Linked DNA regions of Homo sapiens: all the other regions are linked to region 1. The links are chromatin loops, found by intact Hi-C in ENCODE. Cell type or tissue: mammary epithelial cell. All regions are shown on one strand. Links, peaks and the distances in the headings refer to the core of each region. The heading gives the core; the rest is flanking DNA.

Region 1 (6,045 bases), core at 437-5,436:
GGATGAATGAACGGAAGACACTGCTCTGCGTCCCCTTGCTGAAGGTCTGTGTGTCTATTGGCAGCACTCCAGAACTGGCATAGCAGCATGACTCACCTGCCTGGCACCAGCCAACCATAGGCACATGCCCTTGGGGGAGGGAGAAGTGGGATTCCTAGAGATCCAGGGATGCTTGCCCCAGCCAGGGCTCATTCCAAGCTCTTTCCTGACCTCATCCCTTCTTCCCTTGGGGTCTTGACCCTTCCTTCCTCCTCACCCCTCATTCAGTCACACTCCTTTTTTTGAATGGCATCTACCTCCAACCTGATTTATCTCCTCCCCTCCATTCCTGCTAGGGCCAGCCTTTTCCAACAAGTCCTTCTCAGGGCCATCAGAGCTGCTTTCCTAAAATAGGTCAGATGACACCAATCTCCCTCACTCAATAACATTTAGTGGCTCCTCACTGCCCACAGAATAAATATCTTTTACATGGCCCTCTCTGGCTTGTGTCTTTCCAGCCTTAGCCCCTACTACCAGACTTTATCAAGACAGCCACGCTTTCACTCATGGAAACTTCAGCTCCTGCATTTCCTGAGGCTGGAATACCCTCCACCATCCTGGACTCCACTGAGTCCCCTTGAAGGCCCAGCTCAGGTATCCTCCTGTCCACAGAGGAGTCCCCTTTTTTTTTTTTTTGAGACGGAGTCTCCCTCTGTCACCCAGGCTGAAGTGCAGTGGTGCGATCTCGGCTTACTGCAACCTCCGCCTCCCAGGTTCAAGCAATTCTCCTGCCTCAGCCTCCTGAGTAGCTGGGATTACAGGTGCCTGACACCATTCCTGGCTAATTGTATTTTTAGTAGAGACAGGATTTCACCATGTTGGCCAGGTGAGTCTCGAACTCTTGACTTCAAGTGATCTGCCCACCTCGGATCTCAGATCTCAAAATGCTGGGATTACAGGCTTGAGCCACTGCACCTGGCCCTGTCCACAGAGGAGTCCTTGAAGGCCCTCAGAACAATTCATGAGCCCCTTGTGTTCCTCCACTTCTGATTCACACCTCTATTTAGTCATTTCTTCCCTTTGCCTTGTTTCTTAGTTGACTATGAAACCAACAAATGGGCTAAAATGAATCCTGGGTTGGTAAAAAGAAGGCAGGGTCTGACCCTTATTGGTCCACCCATTTCTACAGCTCTGGGCTCTTGGCAGAGCCAACACTAGATGAAGTATTAGTTTAAATAAAGTGAAGAGTAGGGGCCGGGCATGGTGGCTCATACCTGTAATCCCAGTACTTTGGGAGGCCAAGGTGGGTGGATCATCTGAGGCCAGGAGTTTGAGACCAGCCTGACCAACAGAGTGAAACCCCATCTCTACTAAAAATACAAAAATTAGCCAGGCATGGTGGTGCATGCCTGTAATCCCAGCTACTCGGGAGGCTGAGGCAGGAGAATCGCTTGAACCCAGGAGGCGGAGGTTGCAGTGAGTCAAGATCATGCATTGCACTCCAGCCTGGGCAACAGAGGGAGACCCCGTCTCAAAAAAAAAAATGCAGAATAGGACAAGCCAGCACCCCCTGCCACCGCTCCACTTCCTTATCCCAGAGAAAATGCAATTGCCCAGAACACCACACGCCAAAGGACTCCCCAAGGGTGGCCAGCAGGCTGGCAAAATCCATGCTTCATTTCCCAGCATCCCTTCCTCACTCTCTTCTTCACTGGCCAAATACTGGAGTTTCCCCTGCCCCAGCCTCCCACTCAGTCACTGGGGCATCACAGGGCCACACATTCCTGAAAGTCCCAGGCAGCACCCAGCTGTCTGCTTTGTACAGCCCACTGTCTCTCAAGGCCCAGGAGGGTGAGCAGTCTTAGGAAGCCCAGCCCAGCTCCCCATCTCACTGACTTAATTTTGAAGGCTGAAGCCTCAGTCTTCTGCTGCCAGCAATACCCCCTGCCAGTAATACCCTGGGACAGGAATGAGGCCCAACTGGGCCCCTGGGGACATCTGCCCCCCTCCCCACCACAGGTGTAGCAGACAGGATCTCCCTCCCCTTGACAGCAGAACTGGATCTCCTCAGACCCCCTTGGGCACCTCCACCCCTGCTCGCACCTCATTCTCCTCCTCCTGTGCCAGCCGCTGCTCGATGAGCGCTGTGGCCCTCTGCACCGCCTCGGAGTCCTCCATGGTGCCGTCCATAACCGCCTCTGCAGGCCACAGGGCCTCGGGGGCTTTATAGGCCAGAGCACCCACCCCTGCCCAGCTGGGCGCCTTTGCCATGAGCTCACTGGCCCAATTCTCCACCTGCCTCCCCCACCTGTCACCTTCACCTCGGGCAGCCCCAGGGAGCAGGGGGAGCCAGGGCCAGGGAGCAGAGCCAGTTGCCCCCCCAACTCCTGGCCTATTAGAGCCGGAGGGCACTGTGTCCCAAGAGCAGGGGTGCAGGAAGGAGCCCGTCCAGCCTCTGTCCTGAGCACTTGGGACTGGTTGGGCCTTAGCCAAGGCAACTGAGTTGCAAAAGGGAACTGCTGGCTGCATGCTCCAGCCCAGATGACAGTGCCACCTGCTGGATGCCTGGAAACCCTGCTCAGCCAGCTCCAGGAAGAGGGCCTGAAAACCAAACGGGGGACCCAGGACAGTTCTGTACTCCCAGGCTGTCCTGCAGACAGGCCCTGCTGGCTGTGAGGAGGGTCACACTCTACTTGTCCAGGCCAGGGCCGTGGTAGCAGGAAGGGCAGCTGTCTCCCTCTCTGATCACAGCTCACGCTGGCCTTCGGCTCTCCGGGGTCCCACATGCTTCCCCGTTAAGCATCACTGCATTTGGCTGGGTGACTTTTAGTCATGAACAAACCTTATCCAATCTGTCTCCTCTCTTGGTAAGTGCTCAGGGGACCTCTGCAGGGCTTACAGAGTCTTGCTTCAAGAAAGGGGTCTCCGGAAAGCACTAAGCCCAGCTAGCGAGGAACAGCAGCTACTCTGGATCCTTCTACCCTCCCAGGGTTTCCCTGTCAGGCCCAGACAGTGCCAGACTTCCCTGGCCAGGAGGCTGCCCATGCTCACTAAGAAGGAAAAATACTCCCAAGTGGAGCAAAAGCAGATCTGTACTTGCTCAGTTCCACACCTGGAACTCGCATGCTGGAGCTCTGAGTCACTGTGACCCAGGTTAATCTGCTAGGGAACTGCAGACACCCAGCCCTGTGCTTCTGTAAGGCTCACCTGGCTGGTGGCTGCCCTTAGCTAAACAGCCTTATATAAGATTCCCTTCTCTTCAGATATGCATGCATTCCCCTAGGAAGCATGAGGAACCGGTTCCTTTTCCTTTCTGGTTCCCTTGCTGGGAAGCTGACACAAACCTCTGACACACGATCTAAATCTGTCAGAGATTTTGCTTTAACATCACGATGGCTACAGCGTCTCCAGGGCCGGAAGTTAGCCCCTCTTGCTGCAGGAGCAGACCACCTTCCTGAGGTGCTGTCTTCGCCTTGCAAGCACTTTCACATCTGTCTTCCTGCTTAATCCTCCCAGCAACTGATGGAGGAGGCAGGGCAGGCAGCATGGCTCTGCTTTAAAGAAAAGCAAAGAGTGGCTTTTCCTGAGGACTCATGAGGACACCAGGGGAGCTGGGATCAGGGCCCAGAAGACTGGCAGTTCCAGGCTCACTCTGCTGGAGATTGCATGCCCAGAGCAGCTGGGGAGGCCAGGCATCCACCTGTTCCCATACCAGAACAGCTCCAGGGGCCCCACAGAGCTGCAGGAGAATTCAGTCAAATGCCAGGCAAGCGAGAAGGAGCAAAAGGCTTTATTGATAAATATGCAGATATGTCTGTCCACAGGGACCTGCTGTGGAGGCCATGACCAGGCTGCAGACCTCCCACTGCCTGGGTTACAGCCAGGACATGGCCCTGTGCAGACCCTGCCACGACAGCCCAGCTGTCCACCACCCGCCTCATCTCTGCCAATTGTGCTGGGGGCAGGGAGAGGCAGAGGCCCGCCTCAGGCTTCCCAAGCCCTGGGGCTCACGGGTGGTTCCCTCCCTTCCAAGGGAGTGGCACTGTGCCCAGGGGAGAGCCAGGGGATGGGGGCAGAGGAGGGAGACAGCAGCTGCTTCAGACCCTGAGCAGAAAACCAGAGTGAGCACAGCTGGCAGCACCAGATGACAGATCTGGGCTCCAGGGGCCTCCTGGTTGGCCCTTGTGGCTCGAACCTGCTTCGGGAGACAGGCAGGGTGAGGGCCCTGTTCGCCTTTTCTCTGACAAGGTTGCAAGGCCCGTGTGTGGCTGCCTGCTCCCTGGGTACCGGGAACTGGTGGCGCGTAGTGCCCTGAAAGGCAGGGTCCCTTCACGGCTCACCCACCAGCCACACCGAGGGGAGGGCCCCTGAAGAAAATGACAGCACTGGAAGGCAGCAGCAGGGTGGGGGCCTAGTGCTCCAGGCGGGGCCTCTTCCCAGGGGTCCGTGGGCCCATCAGTCCTGGGGTGGTGGGGGCTGGTTGATGATGACCTGGATGACAAAATCTTTCTGGATCTTGGTCTCCTGGAGCCGTGTGCGGTCTGTGAGCAGCTTCCCGGAGAAGAACCACCGCTGCCACGATGGCTCGATGCCCTCCTGGGCGTGCAGCTGCCTCTTGAGCTGCCCCACTGTGTCGGGCAGGCTGGCGCTGAGCCTCACGTCCTTGCCCGTGGACAGGCGCACCTTCAGCGGGAACTCACGGCGCACGCTGGGTGGAGGCTCGGGGGGCTCCAGGCTCTCCTCCTCCGTGTGCTCCAGCAGCAGGTTCACCGGCGGTGACAGGCAGTAGATGGGCAGCTGGTAGCGATTGCCCAGCTCATCGTAGCATTCACAGAGGGTGCCTGTAGGAGAGGCAGGGCTGTCAGAGTCAGCTTGGGGATCCACTATCATGGATTAAATGTTTGGGTCCCCCCAAATTCATATGGTGAAACTCTAACCCCCAATGTGACTGTATTTGGACATGGGGCCTATACAGAAATAAATAAAGTTAAATGAGGTCATAGCGTGGGGCCCTGACCTTCTGACCCCTTGATGGGAAAAATGGTCCTTTTTTTTTTTTTCTTTTGAGACAAGATCTCCCTATGTTGCCTAGGCTAGTCTCGAACTCCTGGGCTCATGCAATCCTCCCACCTCAGCCTCCCGAGCAGCTGAGACTACAGGTGTGCTCCACTGCCCTGGCTTACAGTTCTTGTAGAGACACTAGAGCACTATCTCACTCTCCACTCGCTCCCCATGTGAGGACACAGCAAGAAGACGGACACCTGCAAGCCAGCAACAGAGTCCTCACCAAAACCTGAACCAGCCAGCACCATGATGCCGGATTTCCCAGCCTCCAGAACTGTGGAAAATAAATGTCTCTTGATTAAGTCACCCAGCATGTGGTATTTTGTTACAGGAGCCTGAGCAGACTAATACACCTGCCATGGCCACCCCACAGTCAGATCTCCCTAGGACAGCCTGATGACCAGGTGTACAGGGCTGGAGTCAGGAAGACCTGAGCTGGCATCCCAGCTCCACCAGGTACTGGCTTGTTCATCCTGGCATATTATTTTTCACTTCTTCACATGTGCCAGGTGCTGGGGTTACAGGGATGAATGAAATAGCACAGCTCTGCTCTCCATGGGCCTTAGTGTCCTTACTGGCAAAACGTAATGCATGGAGAAATATGTTTATTGTCTCTTGAGCACCTACTAAGTGCTGGGACTGGACTAAATGATGTTATGTGTATCTTACTGAATCCTAATAATCATCTCCCCTTTACAGTCGTAAGGCAGTCAGGCTCTAAATTCGAGAAGCTCCTTGCTAAAGCCAAGACAGTTAGGAAAGGGAAACATTCAGACTGAAACCCAGGTCTGTGGCCAGGCGCAGTGGCTCACGCCTGTAATCCCAGCACTTCGGGAGGCCAAGGCGGGCGGATCACCTGCAGTTGGAAGTTTGAGACCAGCCTGACCAACATGGAGAAACCCTGTCTCTACTAAAAATACAAAATTAGCTGGGCGTGATGGCGCATGCCTGTAATCCCAGCTACTCAGGAGGCTGAGACAGGAGAATCACTTGAACCCAGGC
Region 2 (6,045 bases), core at 363-5,362, 80 kb before region 1:
CGGCTCACTGCAACCTCCAAGTCCCGCATTCAAGCAATTCTCATGCCTCAGCCTCCCAAGTAGCTGGGATTACAGGTGTGTGCCACCACTCCTGGCTAATTTTTGTATTTTTAGTAGAGAGAGGGTTTCACCATGTTGGCCAGGCTGGTCTTGATCTCCTGACCTCAGGTGATCCTCCTACCTCGGCCTCCCAAAGTGCTGGGATTACAGGCATGAGCCACTGTGCCCGGGCCCTTTTGAATTTTTTTACTTTGTGAAATTATTCGTATTCAAAACACAAACATTAAAATTGGTTTTCATTTTAATTAACTGCTATTTTTATGTATAGGCTATACACTGTAATCCTGGCTGCCTCTGAGGAAGGAAACTGAATGGCCAGGAGATAGGGGTAGCAGGGAGTCTGAATTACTTTTCTCTGTTTACCCTATGTGCCTTCTGATTTTTATACTAGATGCATGCATTACTTATTCTAAAAAAAATTTTTATGAGCCATCAATATTATACTTAAGTCAAATTGCAGTGACGTAATTGTAATCCACATATGCATCTATTGTCACACTTATCACATTGTCTTGTAATTATCCATTTGTATATCTAACTCCTCCTTTAAAATGAATGAGATTTGAGGAAGCGGAGAACATCTTATTTATATTAGCATCCACAGCACCTAACACAGTAGCTGGCATATGCTCATTAAATATTTATTAAGTGAATGAAGAATGAGTTACAAGCTTCTTTCAGAGACAGCAACAAGTGAGTTTTAGCATATAAATACCTAAAATCAAACTTATAAGAAAGGTATTTTCCTAAGCCTTGTAAAATTTATTACAAATAACTATTTTTTTTCCCATGAACCTGAGAGGCAAAATAACTGCCTCTCATCTATCGCTCCATGCTACCATCTAGTATTAATAGACTACCTAAAATGGATGTGCATGGTACTGTAGTAGGCACTCCCTGCCTTACAAATCAGAAAACTCAGGCATAGGAATGAAGGAAAAAGAGCTTTCCTAAGGCTACCTTGCCAGTGTCCACAGTGAAACTCCTGGCTCTCTCAAGCCATAAATCCCCTTTTGCCCCCATCATATTTATTTTCTATCATTCTTCCTAACAAACCACTTTTTCCCCATGACTAATGAAACTATCATAACCTGAAACCTCATAGGAGCAGAGAGCAGAGACAGCCAGTGAGTGAGAATTAGAGCCTTACCATTTGAAGTTCCAATGCAATGTGAACCTTGTTTCTATAATGACAGATGCTCTGATCAACTGGATAGAGTCCTGTCACAAGAGTTGGGGAGACAGGGAGAGGAGTCCTCTTACTATTCTCCAGCAGCTATATGTTAAGCTTCCAAAGTTCTGTCTCATCTCAGTCTCATGGAAGACAAGTATTTTTTTTTTTTGAGACGGAGTCTCGCTCTGTTGCCCAGGATAGAGTGTGGTGGCACAATCTCAGCTCACTGCAACCTCTGCCTTCCAGGTTCAAGCGATTCTCCTGCCTCAGCCTCCCAAGTAGCTGGGATTACAGGCACGCACCACCATGCTCAGCTAAGTTTTGTATTTTTAGTAGAGACAGGGTTTCACCCTGTTGGCCAGGCTGGTCTCGAACTCCTGACCTGAGGTGATCCACCCACTTAGGCCTCCCAAAGTGCTGGGATTACAGGCGTGAGCCAATGAGCCCAGCCAAGACAAGTATTTTTGTTGTTGCTGACTTTCTGATGCAAAAGATCCTCAGGCCTCGTGAAGGTTCTCTAACAGGGAAAGAGGAAGACCAAAGATAGGGACGAAAGGGATTGTGGGGGTGACACTAACGATTAGAATAGCTGATAAAAATATCACAGGCTAACATATGGAGGGTTTACGTTGTGCCTGGCACTCACTCAGCTATGTGCTTCATATAGGCTGTCTTGTGTAATATTGATGGCCACTCTACAAAGTAGGAACTATTTATATCCCTATTTTTACAGTAAGGAAACTGAGCCTAGGGAGGTTACATGACTTGCCCAAGTGTTACACAAATCAAAAACTGCAGAGCAAGAATTCAAACTCAAGTCCTCTGATTCTTGGGCACCACACTCCAGAAGCACCAACAGAGCAGGTAGGCATAGAGCCAGACACGGTCTGCTATTTGCCTAGTAAAGGAAGAAAACTATAGAGTGATAAGCAAGGAGAATGTAAAAGTTTCTAGAGTCTAAGAGGAGCCTAGTAGAAGCATTTCAGGTTAGGAGACTTAAGAACATTAATTATCATACAAGATGTTCAAAGCATGCTGTAAAACTATCTGCACAGAGAGGGAAAAGTAAGGCATAAAGAGAAGGAATGAGCTGTACAAAGCCAGGCAGTGAATTAGATGTGAAATGGGAACTAGAAGCCTGGTCAAACATTTTCTCGCTAGACCTAAAGTTGGAAGAACTTTGGTATTGTTTCTCATGATTTCATATTCATTTACTGACTCAGCTGGTACTTCATGAATGCTTACTATAAATATAGTATTTTGCTAGGTGCTGAGAATGAGAGAGGAAATCTTGAGAAGTGGTCTCTGACTTCTATAACTTACAAACTAGTTGGCTAATTGTTTGGAGTTTAGTAGCAAAGGAGCAGACATGGTTAAATATCCACAATAGTCACATTTTCCTCTCAAACGGAAGGGAAGTTTCTACTGCTGATCAATCTCTTTGCTCATAGAATCTGCTATCTAAACCTGAGAAGACATCTTTAAGGCTGGGTGTGGTGGCTCACACTTGTAATCCCAGCACTTTGGGAGGCCAAGGCAGGAGGATAGCTTGAGCCCAGGAGTTCAAGACCAGCCTGGGCAAAACAGGGAGACCTTGTCTCTACAAAAAATTAAAAAAAAAAAAAATTAGCCAGGCATGGTGGCACATGCCCGTAGTCCCAACCTGAGAGGCTGAGGTGGGAGGACTGCTTGAGCCTGGGAGGTCAAGGCTGCAGTGAGTTGTGATCATGCCACTGCACCCCAGCCTGGGCAACAGAGCAAGACCCTGTCTCTAAAAATAAGAAAGAAAAGAAAACTTTAAGCAGAGGGATTTTAATCTAGAGACATGCTCCCTGGGGTGTCAACAGATAGACTGCAACGTTTATGAACCATTGCCCTAAAATTATACACAAAACAATAATTGCAAATATATGTACTTTTTCTGGAAAGGGGGTCTATAGGTTTCATCAGATTCTCAAAGAGTTATTTACTAAATAACTAAATAAATTTAGTTTTAGTTATTTAGTAAATAACTAAATAAACTAGCATAGACTAGTTAAGACTAAGCACGGAGCCAGGATTGTTTAGATGACTCAGCAGCCTCAGGGCATCAGATGAGAGTCCCACCTAAGTTGTTACTAAACCCCAGGTAGCCACGTACTCAGTGAATGATGTGTCCGGACATGTTCATATGCTGACCAGTAGATTCCTTCCCCTCATAACCTTTGGTGAGTTTCATGGAATACCTTGTAGTGCAGGGGTTCTTAGCCTGGTGTCAGTAAACTCCCTCAAATTGTATGCAATCAATTCTGTATTCAAGCATATTGGTGGGGGTGGGGGTTGGGGGAGACCTCAACTATGTCTATAACACATACAAGATGTGTATGAATCCATTCTGAGTGTGAGTTTGCCTAGATCTGGCACCCCTATTTTGATGTGTTCAGACAAGTCCCAAAATTCGACAGCATAAAGATAAGTTAGAAATATTCCATGTCAGTTCCCTGTAGGGTTCAGGCCAGACCATTGTTCTAACCCTCAGCCTGTCCTAAAGTCTTCCTTGTCAGACCCTGCAGAAGTTCTTAGCTGTCATCAGCCAGTCCTAGACTGTATCGAAATGCTGGGATGGCTCAGAAGTCTGAGAGTAAGCCACAAAGTCACTAGGTTTCTAACTAGCTTGGGGTTAGCTGGGATTCAAAGACCAAGGGAGCCATAAACATGCAGTAGAAGTTTGTGAATTTCCTAAAATTGTATGCAAAAATTGTGTGTGTATCCTTCAAAAGATAGCCTTCATCAGGTGATCAAATCATAAGCCTAATCCTGCCATCCTCCCGAAAAAAGATCGAGAACCCAGACTTAGGGTATAAATGACCCCACTGGACCCAAGGTCCCACTAACATGTAGCAGGGCTTAGGCCCCAGGAAAACTGTGGCCAGGCAGTAAGGCTTCCTGGAGATGGGTCACTGACCTTTGTACGGGGAACAATGTTGAGTTCCAGTTTTTGGTCCACCAGGCTGGCCCCTGCTTCTGAGAGATAGCCCTGGTTAAGGACAAGGCAGTCACGGCCAAAGCAGCAAGGACAGCACAGCTTCTGCAGCCACTTGGTCCACTTAGGATTAAGATGCCCATAGGGCTCTTCATTCTTGGGTTTGAAGACAGCAATGATCCTCTACAGAGACCAAAGAAAAAGAGGATGTTAAATCCGAGTTGACCAAAATAGCCCACAGACCAAGTCAGCAGGAATCTGGAAAGAAATGACAGGGCATAGGCAGACAATTCCTACTTACAGTTGGACTCAGGTTTCTCCCAGTTGGTAAGGGGAAGACACCAGCTCGTGTGTGCAGCTAAGAGACCCACTGCTAGAAAGGGTTGTGGCCAAAGAACATCTTAAGTCTTCTCTTTCTTCCTTGCTCCTTTTTCCCTCTTCTCCATCTCTTTTCCCTCATATAAGTACCTACCTCTAACTTTGTGCTTCAAACAAACAAGGTAAATGGATTGCTACATTTCTAGGAGCAAGACACAGAAGCAGGCCAGGTACAAGGGTTCATGCCTGTAATCCCAGCACTTTGGGAGGCCAAGGCGGGTGGATAATTTGAGGCCAGGAGTTTGAGACCAGCCTGGCCAACATGGCGAAACCCTGTCTCTACTAAAAATACAAAAAGTAGCTGGGCGCGGTGGTGCACACCTGTAATTCCAGTTACTTCAGAGGCTGAGGCATGAGAATCACTTGAACCCATGGGGCGGAGGTTGCAGTGAGCCTAGATTGCCCACACTGCATTCCTCACCCTGGGCGACCAAACGAGACCCTGTCTCACAAAAAAAAAAAAAAAAGGTACAGAAGCCAATTCAGTGGTAGATCGTGAGTCACTGGCAGCATCTAATGCCAATATGGTACTGCTTCCTGCCCTCCAGAAAGATACAATATCCTAATGCACATATCGAGGGCTCTAAAGTAATCTTTCCCCCAAAAAAATGAGGAATTAACTTATCACAGGTTATATGTTCTCTTTTTTTGCATGCACCCCTGCCCTATTTATCCTACGGGATCTTTCTGTATGTGGTATGCCAGAAATTTAACATCATAAACTCTAATTTCCGAAGTTACATTATGCACACTGTTGTTCTGCACCAATTACAGAAAGACTAAAAACTTTACCAACTGGAAGGAAGTAAAGAAGGTATTATGGGCCGGGCATGGTGGCTTACGCTTGTAATCCCAGCACTTTGGGAGGCCAAGGTGGGCAGATAACCTGAGGTCAAGAGTTCGAGACCAGCCTGGCCAACATGGTGAAACCCTGTCTCTACTAAAAATACAAAAATTAGCTGGGCATGGTGGCATGCACCTGTAATCCCAGCTACCCGGGAGGCTGAGGCAGGAGAATCACTTGAACTCAGGAGGCGGAGGTTGCAGTGAGCTGAGATCACGCCACTGCACTCCAGCCTGGGTGACAAGACCAAGCCTCTGCCTCAAAAAAAAAAAAAAAAAAAAAAAAAAAAAAATCTATTATGGAATGAGGTTAAGGAAATTCCTTCATCAATGATGAAGAGATTTCCTCTCGCAGCCTTATTATCCAAAGAGAAAAATCACAGCAGGAAAAAGACTCTGCTACTTGGTTAGAATGAAGCTCTCTTAAGTAATTCTGATAGGCAAGAAACCAGGACATGAGATGCCACACAGATTAAATCCATCTTCTATAGCAGACAGTAACTTAATCTTCTAAGGTCTTTGGAAATATGGGATGCCTAGAAACTATGGCCCTCCCTCCTGAGTGTTTTCTTCAACAGGCCAGTCAGCCCTCTGAGGTTGTTTTACATTCATCTAATTCCCTCCAGTC
Region 3 (6,045 bases), core at 363-5,362, 160 kb before region 1:
GAGAGTCCTGAGGGAACTGCCTATAATTTCTGTGTCCAGCATCTAGCACAAAGGAGGTACCAACAAATGTTCCTTGAATGAGCGCATGCGTGTCAGTTTCCTCTTGGAGCACAGAATTCACATCTCTTTCAACAAAAGCCCCAGAACAATGCCCATTTCTTTTTTCTTTTTCTTATCTTTCTTTCCTTTTTTAATGTAATTTTATTTTATTTTTGAGATAGGGTCTTCTGCTGCTGCCCAGGCTGCAGTGCAATGGTGCAATCATAGCTCACTCTAATTCCTGGGCTCAAACAATCCTCCTGCCTCAGCCTCCAGAGGAGCTGGGACTACAGGTGCACACCACTAACACCTAGCTACTTAATTTTTATTTTTATTTTTTTTTGAAACGGAGTCTCACTCTGTCATCAGGCTGGAGTGCAGTGGCACGATCTTGGCTCACTGCAAGCTCCGCCTCCCGGATTCAAGCGATTCTCCTGCCTCAGCCTCCCGAGTAGCTGGGACTACAGGTGCACACCACCACGCCCAGCTAATTTTTGTATTTTTAGTAGAGACGGGGTTTCACCATGTTGGCCAGGATGGTCTCGATCTCTTGAGCTCGTGATCTGCCTGCCTCAGCCTCCCAAAGTGCTGGGATTACAGGTGTGAGCTACCGTGCCTGGCCAATTTTTTTTTTTTTTTTTTTTTTGTAGAATGAGGTGTTGCTATGTTGCCCAGGCTGGTCATGAATCATTTCTTAAAACAATGACTGTGAAACCAGCAAGAATGAACTGGACAGAAATTCTACCCTCTATGAACTCTTAGTTCAACAGAAGACGCTGACTTGACTGAGCCATGATATAAAGCAGGGGATTCTACTGTAACCGTAGGAGCAGAGAGAAGAGGCAGACTTAATCTAAGTGAGAGGATGGGGAAAGTTTTGTGTTCAACAATGTAGTATTTAAGCTAAGGAGTCCCCACCCTTCTTAAGAAAAATAAATTTTTTTCTTTAATAACCTAAGTACCGGTCAGGCACAGTGGCTCACACGTGTAATCCCAGCACTTTGAGAGGCTGAGGCGGGCAGATCACCTGAGGTCAAGAGTTTGAGACCAGCCTGGCCAACAAGGTGAAACCCCGTCTCTACTAAAAATATAAAAATCAGGCCGGGCGCGGTGGCTCACGCCTGTAATCCCAGCACTTTGGGAGGCCAAGGTGGGCAGATCATAAGGTCAAGAGATCGAGACCATTCTGGCTAACACGGTGAAACCTGGGCTCTACTAAAAATACAAAAAAATTAGCCGGGCATGGTGGTGGGCGTCTGTAGTCCCAGCTAGTGGGGAGGCTGAAACAGGAGAATGGTGTGAACCCAGGAGGCGGAGATTGCAGTGAGCCGAGATCATGCCACTGCACTCCAGCCTGGGCGACAGAGCTAGACTCCGTCTCAAAATAAATAAATAAATAAATATAAAAATTAGCCGGGTGTGGTGGCGCGTGCCTGTAATTCCAGCTACTTAGGAGGCTGAGACAGAAGAATTGCTTGAACCCAGGAGGCGGGGGTTGCAGTGAGCGGAGATCGTGCCACTGCACTCCAGCCTGGGCGACAGAGCAAGACTCTGTCTCGAAAAAATAATAATAATATATATATCCTAAGTGCCTGAAATTCTCACACTGGTAATTTACTCCAAAGGTAAATTTTAGTTTCTTTGCAATTCCTCCTCCTTGGCCTCAGTCTGACAGTGGAGAGTAATAGTATTTGTTTTCTCTTCCAGCAGCTATAGAATTGAGAGATATTATTCAAGAATTTCTAGACATTATCTGGAGGGAACATTGGAGGATACAAGAAGGCTTTAAAAACCAGAAAGGGACAATAGTCGTGGCCTGTAGCGATGAATAAAGGCCTCCCCTTATAATTAAGAGACGGACCAGCTTGACTGTGCTCTCTCGAGTCTAATTCTGATTTTTCCATAATCAAGTTCTAGTTCCTTCTTTCCCTCCTGCAGCATTCTGCCTCAACTCCTGGTGCTGCTGATGTTTTCCCCTTGGTAGCAGACAGGTAGAAGAGACTAAGGGAGAAAATTAAATAATCACTGAAGATAATATCTTACCTTGACATTTTGCAGAGGTTAGTATTTGCTTCAATAAGCAAGTGTGTTTATGGCCCACATACTTGACTCATAAACCTCACTGTGGCCCTTGGAGAAATACTAGGTGGAAATGCTGAGGAGAACAGGCTGGAGAAATCAGGGAAGAGAGAAGGGAATGTCTAAGCATGCCTCCTCCACCAGATGGCTCCCTTGCCCACTCTTATGGAGAAACATGGCATTTCAGAAGCATCTCTTTCAACTCCAAGTTTCTGGCTTTAACCTCTCGTGCCAGCCTCAATGCATTTCTCGCCATTTCCACACTATGCCAGATATTTTCATGCTTCTAGCTGCATTAGTTATCTCTTGCTGTGTAATGAAGTATTTCAAAACTTAATTACTTAAAACAACAATAAGCATGTATTATCTCACAGTTTTTTGGGTTCTGGGTGTTTTTAGTCAGAAAATCAAGAGCAGCTTGGTGATGGTTTTGGCTCAGGCGCTTTCATAAGGTTGCAGTCACATGTTGGTCAAGGCTGCAATCATCTGAAGGCTTAGTGGGGCTGGAGGATCGGCTCCCAGGGTGGCTTCCTCACACAGCTGACAAGGTGATGCTGGCACTCTCCAATAGTGACAAGATGGCAGAAGGTGCCAGGTCCTCCCTCGGGGCTCTCCTGAACGCTTCTTGAGTGTCCTCCTGACATGGCGGATGCCTTAACCCAGAACAAGAGATCCACCAGGGAGCCAGGAAGGAAGCCAAAAGTCTCTTCTGATGCATCCTCAGAAATCACACGCCGTTTTCTTTTTTTCTTTTTTTTTTCTTTTTGTTGTTGTTGTTGTTGAAATGGAGTATAACTCTGTCGCCCAGGCTGGAGAGCAGTGGCATGATCTCGACTCACTGCAACCTCTGCCTCCTGGGTTCAAGTGATTCTCCAGCCTCAGCCTCCCAGGTAGCTGGGATTACAGGCGCCCGCCACCATGCCCGACTATTTTTGTATTTTTAGTAGAGATGGGGTTTCACCATGTTGGCTAGGCTGGTCTCGAACTCCTGACCTCGGGTGATCCACCCACCTCAGCCTCCCAAAGTGCTGAGATTACAGGCGCGAGCCACCACGCCCAGCCTCCATCTCTCTCTCTTTTTTTTTTTTAACTTTTATTTTTGTTTTAGGGGTACATGTGCAGGTTGGTTCCATAGATAAATTCCATGTCATGGGGATTCAGTGTCCATATTATTTTGTCATCCAGTTAACAGGCATAGTATCTGTGTATTTATAGGTAGTTTTTCAATCCTTAGCCTCCTTCAACTTTCCATCCTCCAGTAGGCCCTGGTGTCTCCCTGGTGTCTGTTCCCTTCTTTGTGTCCGTGGGTATTCAGTATTTAGCTCCCATCTATAAGAACATGCAGTGTTTGGTTTTCTGCTCCTGTGTTAGCTCACTTAGGATAATGGCCTCCAGCTCCATCCATGTTGCCGCAAAGGCTATGATCTCGTTCTTTTTACGGCCTTGGTATATATGTACCATATTTTCTTCTTCTTCTTCTTCTTCTTTTTTTTTTTTTTTTTTTTGAGACAGGGTCTCACTCTGTCACCCAGGCTGGAGTACAGTGGCACCATCATGGTTCACTGCAGCCTTCACCTCCTTGGGCTCAGGGGATCCTCCCACCTCAGTCTCCCAGGTAGCTGGGATTACAGGCACGCGTCAACAAGCCCAGCTAATACTTGTATTTTTTTTGTAGAGCCGGGATTTCACCATGTTTCTCAGGCTGGTCTCGAACGCCTGGGCTCAGACTATCCACCTGCCTGGGCCTCCCAAAGTGTTAGGATTACAAGCGTGAGCCACAGCATCCGGCCTGTACCACATTTTCTTTATCCAATCTACCATTGATTCCATCTCTATTAGGCACCTATCACCTTGCATTTCACTCTATCTCTTGAACATGACTGTTTCTCCATTGTTTCCTAAGTTCTAAGAGCAGGGAAACAGATTTAACATTTTGGCAGCCTCAGTTTCTACCAAGTATAGAGCTGTGGCATAGTAGGTACTCAATGAATGCTTGTTTAAAAATGAATAAATAACATGGAAAATAAGAAGTTAGTGGGGGCTGGGCATGGTGGCTCATGCCTGTAATCCCAGCACTCTGGGAGGCTGAGGCGGGTGGATCATGAGGTCAGGAGTTCGAGACCAGCCTGACCAACATGGTGAAAGCTCGTCTCTACTAAAAGTACAAAAATTAGCTGGTCATGGTGGCGCATGCCTGTAATCCCAGCTACTCAGGAGGCTGAGGCAGGAGAAAGCTTGAACCTGGGAGGCAGAAGGTTGCAGTGCCACTGCACTCCAGCCCGGACGACAGAGTGAGACTCCGTCTTAAAAAAAAAATAGAAGTTGGGGATGTGGAGAAATCGGAACCCTTGTGCACTGTCAATGAAAATGTAAAATGGTATAGAAAGCATTGTGGCAGTTCCTTAAAAATTAAAAAATAGAATTACCATTTGATCCAGCAATTCCACTTCTGAGTATATACCCAAAAGAATTTAAAGCAAGGTCTCAAAGAGATATTTGTACACCCATGTTCATTCGCAGATTATTCACAATAGCCAAAAGGTGGAAGCAACCCAGGTGTCCATCAGTGGATGAATGGATAAACAAAATGCGGTATAAACAGAAGATGGAACATTGTTCAGCCTTAAAAATGAAGGACATTCTGACACATGCTACAGCATGGATGACCCTTGAATACATTATGCTAAATGAAATAAGCTAGTGACAAAAAGATAAGTACTGTATGATTCCACTTCTATGAAGTACCTAGCGTAGTCAAATTCAGAGACTGAAAGTAGAATGGTGGTTGCCAGGGGCTGTGGGGAGGAGGAAATGGGGAGTTATTGTTTCATGGTTCAGGGTGGTAGTTTTGCAAGATGAGAAGAGCCATGGAGATGGATGGTGGTGATGGTTGCACAACAGCCAGTATAGACCATGTTGTTTAACAACATGAATGGACTTAATACCATCGAACTGTACACTTGAAAATGGTCAATTTTATGTTATGTGTATGTTACTACAATTAAAAAAATTTTAAGAGGCTGGGCGGTGTGGCTCACGCCTCTAATCCCAGCACTCTGGGAGACAAAGGCCTGCGGATCACTTGAGGCCAGGAGTTCAAGACCAGCCTGGCTGACATGGCGAAACCCCATTTCTACTAAAAATACAAAAATTAACCAGGCATGGTGGCGCTTGCCTGTAATCTCAGCTACTCAGGAGGCTAAGGCACGAGAATCGCTTGAGCCTGGAAAGCGGAGGTTGCAGTGAGCTGAGATCGCGCCATTGCACTCCAGCCTAGGTGACAGAGGGAAACTCTGTCTCAAAAAAAAAAAAAAAAATTAAAGCCGGGCACGGTGGCTCACGCCTGTAATCCCAGCACTTTGGGAGGCTGAGGTGGGTGGATCACGAGGTCAGGAAATTGAGACCATCCTGGCTAATGCAGTGAAACCCCGTCTCTACTAAAAATACAAAAAATTAGCTGGGCATAGTGGTGGGCGCCTGTAGTCCCAGCTACTCGGGTGGCTGAGGAAGGAGAATGGCATGAACCCGGGAGGCGGAGCTTGCAGTGAGCTGAGATCGCGCCACTGCATTCCAGCCTGGGCGACAGAGCAAGACTCTGTCTCAAAAAAAAAAAAAAAAAATTAAAAATTAGTGAATGATATAAACAAAATATATTCTATCCGTTCACTGGAATATTATTCACCATAAAAAATGAGTCTTGAGATCATATTGGAAGACAAAAAAAGAAATGAGTTATTAATACATGCTACAACATGAATGAACCTTGAAAACATTGTGCTAAGTGAAAGAAACCAGACATAAAAGCCACATACTATTCCATTTATGTAAAATGTCCAGAATAAACAAATCTTTTTTTTTTTTTTTTTTTTTTTTTGAGGCAGAGTCTCTCTCTGTCACCCAGGCTGGAGTGCAGTGGCACGATCTTGG

Evidence for each region. A loop is a pair of places that touch in the nucleus more often than their neighbours do. Peaks named below come from ENCODE experiments on the same cell type or tissue, not always from the same donor. Only the 100,000 strongest peaks of a DNase experiment are listed, where the experiment ranks them.
Region 2: it touches region 1 in a loop (13-fold over the local background); 5 of 110 quality-filtered maps call a loop at or near these places.
Region 3: a loop joins it to region 1, with 7 times the contacts of the local background. A loop is called at or near these places in 22 of 110 quality-filtered maps.

The regions. Positions count from the first base shown.
Region 1 is chr10:97,568,913-97,574,957 of GRCh38, reverse strand. UBTD1 (ubiquitin domain containing 1) reads right to left here. Exons shown (of 3, transcript NM_024954.5): 3 at 3,752-4,820. The coding sequence ends at 4,435. ANKRD2 (ankyrin repeat domain 2) reads right to left here and starts at 2,179. Exons shown (of 9, transcript NM_001346793.2): 1 at 2,083-2,179. The coding sequence starts at 2,169. RefSeq lists a silencer at 1-226. In mammary epithelial cell, for the core only: a CTCF peak has its summit at 2,536 (motif pointing left); DNase peaks (open chromatin) are centred at 2,527 and 3,107; H3K4me3 peaks cover 130 bases; H3K27ac peaks cover 2,072 bases.
Region 2 is chr10:97,649,275-97,655,319 of GRCh38, reverse strand. It overlaps PI4K2A (phosphatidylinositol 4-kinase type 2 alpha), which reads right to left. Exons shown (of 9, transcript NM_018425.4): 2 at 4,179-4,379. Among named protein-coding and RNA genes, the nearest start is that of PI4K2A, 12 kb to the right of the region's middle. RefSeq lists an enhancer at 2,775-3,974. In mammary epithelial cell, for the core only: no CTCF peak of the experiment used is centred there; a DNase peak (open chromatin) is centred at 3,359; H3K27ac peaks cover 3,347 bases.
Region 3 is chr10:97,728,164-97,734,208 of GRCh38, reverse strand. No RefSeq gene overlaps it. Among named protein-coding and RNA genes, the nearest start is that of ZFYVE27, 5.9 kb to the left of the region's middle. RefSeq lists a silencer at 2,103-2,397. In mammary epithelial cell, for the core only: a CTCF peak has its summit at 2,263 (motif pointing right); DNase peaks (open chromatin) are centred at 758 and 2,268.